Regions from separate parts of the Homo sapiens genome. Here region 2 is linked to region 1. The links are chromatin contacts, found by Hi-C or POLR2A ChIA-PET in ENCODE. All regions are on one chromosome and are shown on one strand. Each heading gives the region's core, a stretch centred on a gene start or an enhancer-like site at or near the end of the contact. The rest is flanking DNA. Distances are from core to core; before and after follow the strand shown.

The links. Hi-C counts contacts between places; a loop is a spot of excess contacts on that map. ChIA-PET counts read pairs that join two places held with the same protein, here RNA polymerase II (POLR2A). Pooled maps may share reads with other maps.
Region 2: a loop to region 1 is called in a map of cardiac septum, with 2.3 times the contacts of the local background. The contact joins two enhancer-like sites. A Hi-C loop is called at or near these places in 3 of 168 maps with a recorded cell type or tissue (cardiac septum, endothelial cell of umbilical vein and heart left ventricle) and 2 of 50 pooled maps. POLR2A ChIA-PET finds 5 or more read pairs at or near these places in 1 of 52 experiments (PC-9).

What each region holds. Positions count from the first base shown.
Region 1 is chr6:1,831,612-1,834,311 of GRCh38, forward strand. All of the region lies in intron 7 of GMDS (GDP-mannose 4,6-dehydratase), which reads right to left. Among named protein-coding and RNA genes, the nearest start is that of FOXC1, 220 kb to the left of the region's middle. Within about 2 kb of position 1,445, at least 7 of the 41 ENCODE cell types and tissues checked have a DNase peak (open chromatin) inside an H3K27ac peak, as active enhancers do; they include endothelial cell of umbilical vein, where a contact is called at or near this core.
Region 2 is chr6:2,027,228-2,030,136 of GRCh38, forward strand. The region is part of intron 4 of GMDS (GDP-mannose 4,6-dehydratase); the gene reads right to left. Among named protein-coding and RNA genes, the nearest start is that of GMDS, 220 kb to the right of the region's middle. Within about 2 kb of position 1,489, at least 2 of the 41 ENCODE cell types and tissues checked have a DNase peak (open chromatin) inside an H3K27ac peak, as active enhancers do; they include endothelial cell of umbilical vein, where a contact is called at or near this core.

The DNA of each region.
Region 1 (2,700 bases), core at 195-2,694:
CCAGCTTTCTGAGGATTCATCCGAACACACATATTCCTAACCTTTTTAGGTTTTTTATAAAATCTTGAAAATTCTTTAAGCACCTGTAGGGATTATTTATCTGAAGGAGCTGAAGCCTGCTTCTAGAGGTATTTGCCAGAGCAAGCTAGCATATTGAAAAATTAGATGTTCAATCCCTGGTAGCCTAGTTCCAGCCCACAGTCACCATCTCTCACCAGGTCTCTACACAGCCAATGCACAAAGGCCAAAGAGGAGTTTCAGCCACTTTTACCCTCCCCATAAGAATTTTTGTAAATACATAATTCCAAGGAAATTTCTGTCTGGTCACAGTTGGTTTGTTTTTAGAACAAAAAACCATAAGGTGGTTGATAACGTCTTCAGAAATTTAATAAATATATAAAAACTACCATCTTACGTGGTTTGATTAGCACTAAGTGAAGGTAGGGTACAGAATTAAAATCTCTTTAGAACAGTGGCTCATGTCTATAATCCTAGCACTCTGGGAGGCCAAGGTGGGAGGATCACTTGAGCAACTTGCTATATTGCCCAGGCTGGTCTCGAAGTTGTTCAGGAGTTTGAGACCAGCCTGGGCAATATAACAAGACCCCATCTCTACAAAAAATAAGAAAATTAGCCAGGTGTGGTGTCATGTGCCTGTAGTCCCAGCTACTAGGGAGGCTGAGTCTGGAAGCTCCTCGAACCCACCAGGAGTTTGAGGTTGCAGTGAGTTATGATTGAGCCACTGCACTCTAGCCTGGGGGACGGAGTGAGACTCTCTATACCCCTACAAAAAAAACAATCCAAAACTCCTTAGAGATTAATTTTTATTTGTAGCATTTGACTCTGTGACTGGAGTGATGGCTTTTATTTTTTTTATGTGTGTTGGAGAGCATGTAAATGCACTGACAGCCAGTCACAGCATGATCACCTACTTTTGTGCCCATTACACAAGCAGTAACTTGGCTGTTCCGGACTCACTGGATGTTCAGGATGAAGAAGTGGAGAAGTGGAAAAGGACAGGTAAAGGTAAGCCAGAGCCAAAGACTCCTTGGTCTTAAAAATAGTCCACCACATGCATTGTTAGCTTGACTGCAAAGCTCTTTTCAGTGAGAAAAGAATGAACAAAGTGAGGCCGACACATTTCAGAAAGCATATCTGCAAACTGCCTATAAGGCAAAAGCGAACTTTTCATTTTCTGTCTCGTAAGTTCTGTCTTTGCCTGCCACAGACCTGATGAGCTTCAGCGGAAAAGTCAGCATGAACATGTGAAGCACACGATGAACTTTATCAGGCTGCGTCTCTGTGGCCACTTTCCAGATCACATATTTACCCAGTAAAAACATTCAGGCCACACGAGGAAGGAAGTCTTCGGCTACTGAAGATCATTAGTAGCACTGAGTGCAACCACTGTCAGTTTTGTGGGGTTGGCCTCTGATCACTCACACAAAGGACGGAAAATTGCTGGCGCCGCTGGACCTGTGCCCAGCTCACCCGGCAGTGGAGCGTATGAAAGCCTTTTTTTTTTTTTTTTTTTTTTTAAACTAATGCACTGGAAGGGGGCAAAGGGTGGCATGGACCCTCAGGCACATTAATCAGCAGGGGAATTGGCCAAATGTCGTCTCCCGCTGGGCTTCAATGCCAAAACTACACGTGTCAGTGACTTCCAGAGAAGGGGAGGCCCCAGAACAACACTGGACACATCAAATGTCCTCCCTTCCTTCATATGGAAAGCTCATCTCGGAGGTGTCAGGATAAAACATGAGAACAGCATCTGTCCTCAGAGACCAAGCAGAGTGATTCACTATTTCATGGCACAATGAGGGGAGGAGGACGCTGTAATAAAAACTTTATAAGGTGAAATCTAAATCCTGAATGCAGCACACATTTTTAAAACTTTTTTTTTTTGCCTTTTCTTCCTTTCCCTTCTCCTCCCCTTCCTGAGGGAACATAACACAAGGTAATTAAATTGTAAATTACTTGAGAGAGAAATGTTTAGACTCATGACAAGTCTTTGTGCAGAAAACAAAACTTCACACCCCACACATATTTTGGATGACCTAATTCTTCCAGCGAAGTTTAAAACTATAACCAAGGTTGTTTAAAAAACCATTTTCACATGGAAGGGCAGTGGGTTGAAAGATCCTCATTATTCAAGAGAAGGGAAATTTATGAAGGCAGAAATTAATACCAAACCCAAACTGCTCATTAAACAAACAAAGTAAATTAAGAAGTTGTTGGTTAGGTTTTCTCTATTTCTAGTCAATATCTAAATGAGAAACATGCTCTCCTTAAAATCACAATGCATATATCGCATCAAATCCATAGAACAACTCTAATATTCTTACTCACTCAAAAATGAAGACATGTATATACAAACATAACTGAATCACAAAGTCAGAGCTTAGGTTCTGGTTAAAATTTACAAAAAAATTAAATAGAAATTATTAAGAATTAGCACCTTAAAATCTAGTAGTTAAAGTTCAATCCTGGTAGGTTACGGATTTGCAGGTTAAAATGCTTGGCATGCTTTGAAATTAAAACAGATGATATTAATTTCATCAATTATCAAGAAAATAAAAGCTATTCTATAAGGATTCATTAAATGTCCATTGAAGATTTAAAAATATTTAAATCTAAAAGAGATTCCATTTAAAATGTTCTCAGTGGTGGGGGAAAAATGCTGGGCTATTTTAAGGCACT
Region 2 (2,909 bases), core at 239-2,738, 200 kb after region 1:
AAGGAGCGAACACATTTTGGGCAAGGACATTCTCTGTGTGAGACTGGCTGCATGGGCAGAACAAGTGAAGGTAATGGGAGAAAAAAGGCAGCCAGATATAGAGAGATTCACAGGTAGAAAGCTCTGCAACCCAGGGCTTAATTAATATTTTCTTTTCCTTTGAGTTTAGCATGCTCAGAAAGGGGCTAAGGTGATTTTATTTTAAAGCAGGGAATTTGAAAGATTTTTATTTGAATATATAAAATATGCAGAGATGGAGGGAGAAATTCTTGCAAGTCCAGGAGAAAAGTGTTAGGGTTTGGAATAGGAAGAGAAATCATCAACATAATGATAAGCATATTTGGCAGGAGTGAGAAACAACAGCAGAACTTACTGCTCTATGAACATGGCAGCTAAAGGCAAGGAAGATTCTTCCAGAAACAAATGTAAGGAAATAGCAGAGTACAAGACAGTTATTAGAAAACAGGGTAAATAGCATGTAATAATACAGACACAGCAAGAAGCCATAAATTTACATTTCATAAAGTTTATGAAAAGTTTTTATTAAAAATATATTTTTAACGGAAAGTAAAAACTTCACAAAATGATCTGCAAAATTTGAACATGTACAGTAGAAGAAAATGGAGGTTTTGTCATATTAATCAAATTGGCTTTCTATCATGATACAATATATAAACTCATTGCCACTGCAGAGTCCTGTTCTTCTACACTTTTGGACTCTTAAAAAAATTCTAGTGTCTATAGTTCTTTGAACAAAGGTTTAAAAAAAGCTTCAAAACTTTAAAGAAAAACAGAACTCTTGGCGAAAGCTACTATTAAAGGGCCCGCCTTAAAAAAATCTAGCTTGTAAAACAATATCTTACATATTTCAATGAATTCTGATTTAGATCTCCATTTTAGCTTCTTTGAACAAACATCTTTATGTGTAAAATGAATACTTTTGTTCACACAAACAGCGCCTCATTCCATTTAGTTTAATTCATAAGACTGCTTAGCATATGACATTGATATAAACTCACCTTATAAGATTAAAAGAAGCACAGACAAGTTCACTTAAGTTAAATATGTTTTAAGTTTCTCTAAGTGAAGAAAAGCTAAACACATTTTTAAACCCTAAATCATTTAGCTTCTGCAATTATCTCATCTACCAGAACTCTAAAATCAATTTGACTGGACTTTCATTTATGCTTTATAATAGGAAAAAATGACACATTTCCAAATTTAATTAACCAAAACAAAAATTCTTAGGACACCCCATGTAATTCTGAGTGGACTAAACAATACATCTTCGTCGCTCAGGACAAAAGGTCATTTGGAAGGGATGTACCTTTAAGGGTTTACAAAGGCTTGATCTTCAGTCTTGTAACGAAAGAGGAAGCACATCTCAGCAGAGGAAGGATGCCCACTTTAAATAAGGAAATGGGCTTGCAGGATGCACACATGCTGCTTTCTATTAATGATAAGCACAGTCTACAAAAAGAGCCTCAGAATGCTTTAACTTTCATGTAGAATACCTGCAGAGAATGTCTAACATAAACAAAACGACAAGTAATGTGTCCACTCACCGTTTTATGAAATGATTTATGTGTTCATAATAGAGGCTAGTAAATACTAACGACTATATTCCAGTTAACAGCTGTAATTACTGGTGTGATGATTGTATGCCAGGATCCATGCCAATAATGTTTTGGGAGCAAAGCATACTTTAGGGGTTTATGAGGATGATTATACAAGATAGATGGCTCTGCTGGGTGATTTTTTTTCTTTCTTTCTTTTTTTTTTAACCAGAGGGAATGAGATGGCAGAAATTAAGACCTTTACCATACCTTTTTTAAAAAATAGATAATTATATATGTTTAAGAACTGGAAAGCATTTTGTTAAAGTTTAATCTCTTTCAAGACAGAAAGTAAATCCAATCAAAATCCCAGCAAATATTAATCTAAATTTAATTGTGGACATCACCTTTTGGCTTCTTCCATCTCTGCCTGTGTCTGTGTGTGTCTGTCTCTCACACACATATATTTACACACACACCCTAACCAGATATTTTGCAACTACATTAAAATAAATCATAACCTTTATTTAATTACTCAGCAGGTGACTGTCCGGTTTGTCAACCTGCCCTGTCTCTGACTCCCCTCAAATTCCTTCTCACCACCTATCAGTAATCCTTGGGGCATTCTGCTATTTCTTAACACCTCAACTAAGAGATATTAAAAGCAGATAAATTATCTACCTGGCAAAAATTTACTGCAAATTGTCCAGGGTATTGGTAATTTCCCAGAATTATGTCTGCATTGACAGGACAGTTTTGCCAACTGCACCTGCAGTCCAGCCCAACCTCTCCTCCCAGTATAAGTGGCAAACTTAAAAAGGCTGGAAACACTTTGCTCATTTTACAAGACTTGTGTCAGGCATCACTTCTATTATGAAATAATCTTGAATTGTGTTCTGGAGGGATCTGGGGCCAACCCCATGCTGGATCACATAAGTCTTACTAAGTGTATGCTTGGATTCCATGTGTCACCCCAAAAGAAAAGCTTATCTTTAACAAATTTATTTAAAATTTTGACATCAAAATATTCCAAAGAAATATTTTGAAGAAGGTACTTTAATTTAAATATAAATTTAAATTTTGTGTCATTTTGAATTATATATTGGGGTGTACAGGAGCAGCATGTAATACTATCTTCTGTGCTGGGGGCCTCCTAAGGATTTTACTCGGTCCTAGTCAAACCTCTACAATAAAAACAGATAGCATGCATTACATCCAACTCGTGAACTGCCTTTCTCCCAGTGATATGAAGACAGTCCAGAGAAGGGGGCAGGTTGGAGGAGGAGGGAAGCGGGTGCCCACACAGAGATCAACACACAGCCCATGTGGTTCCCACAGCATGCTCTGCACAAC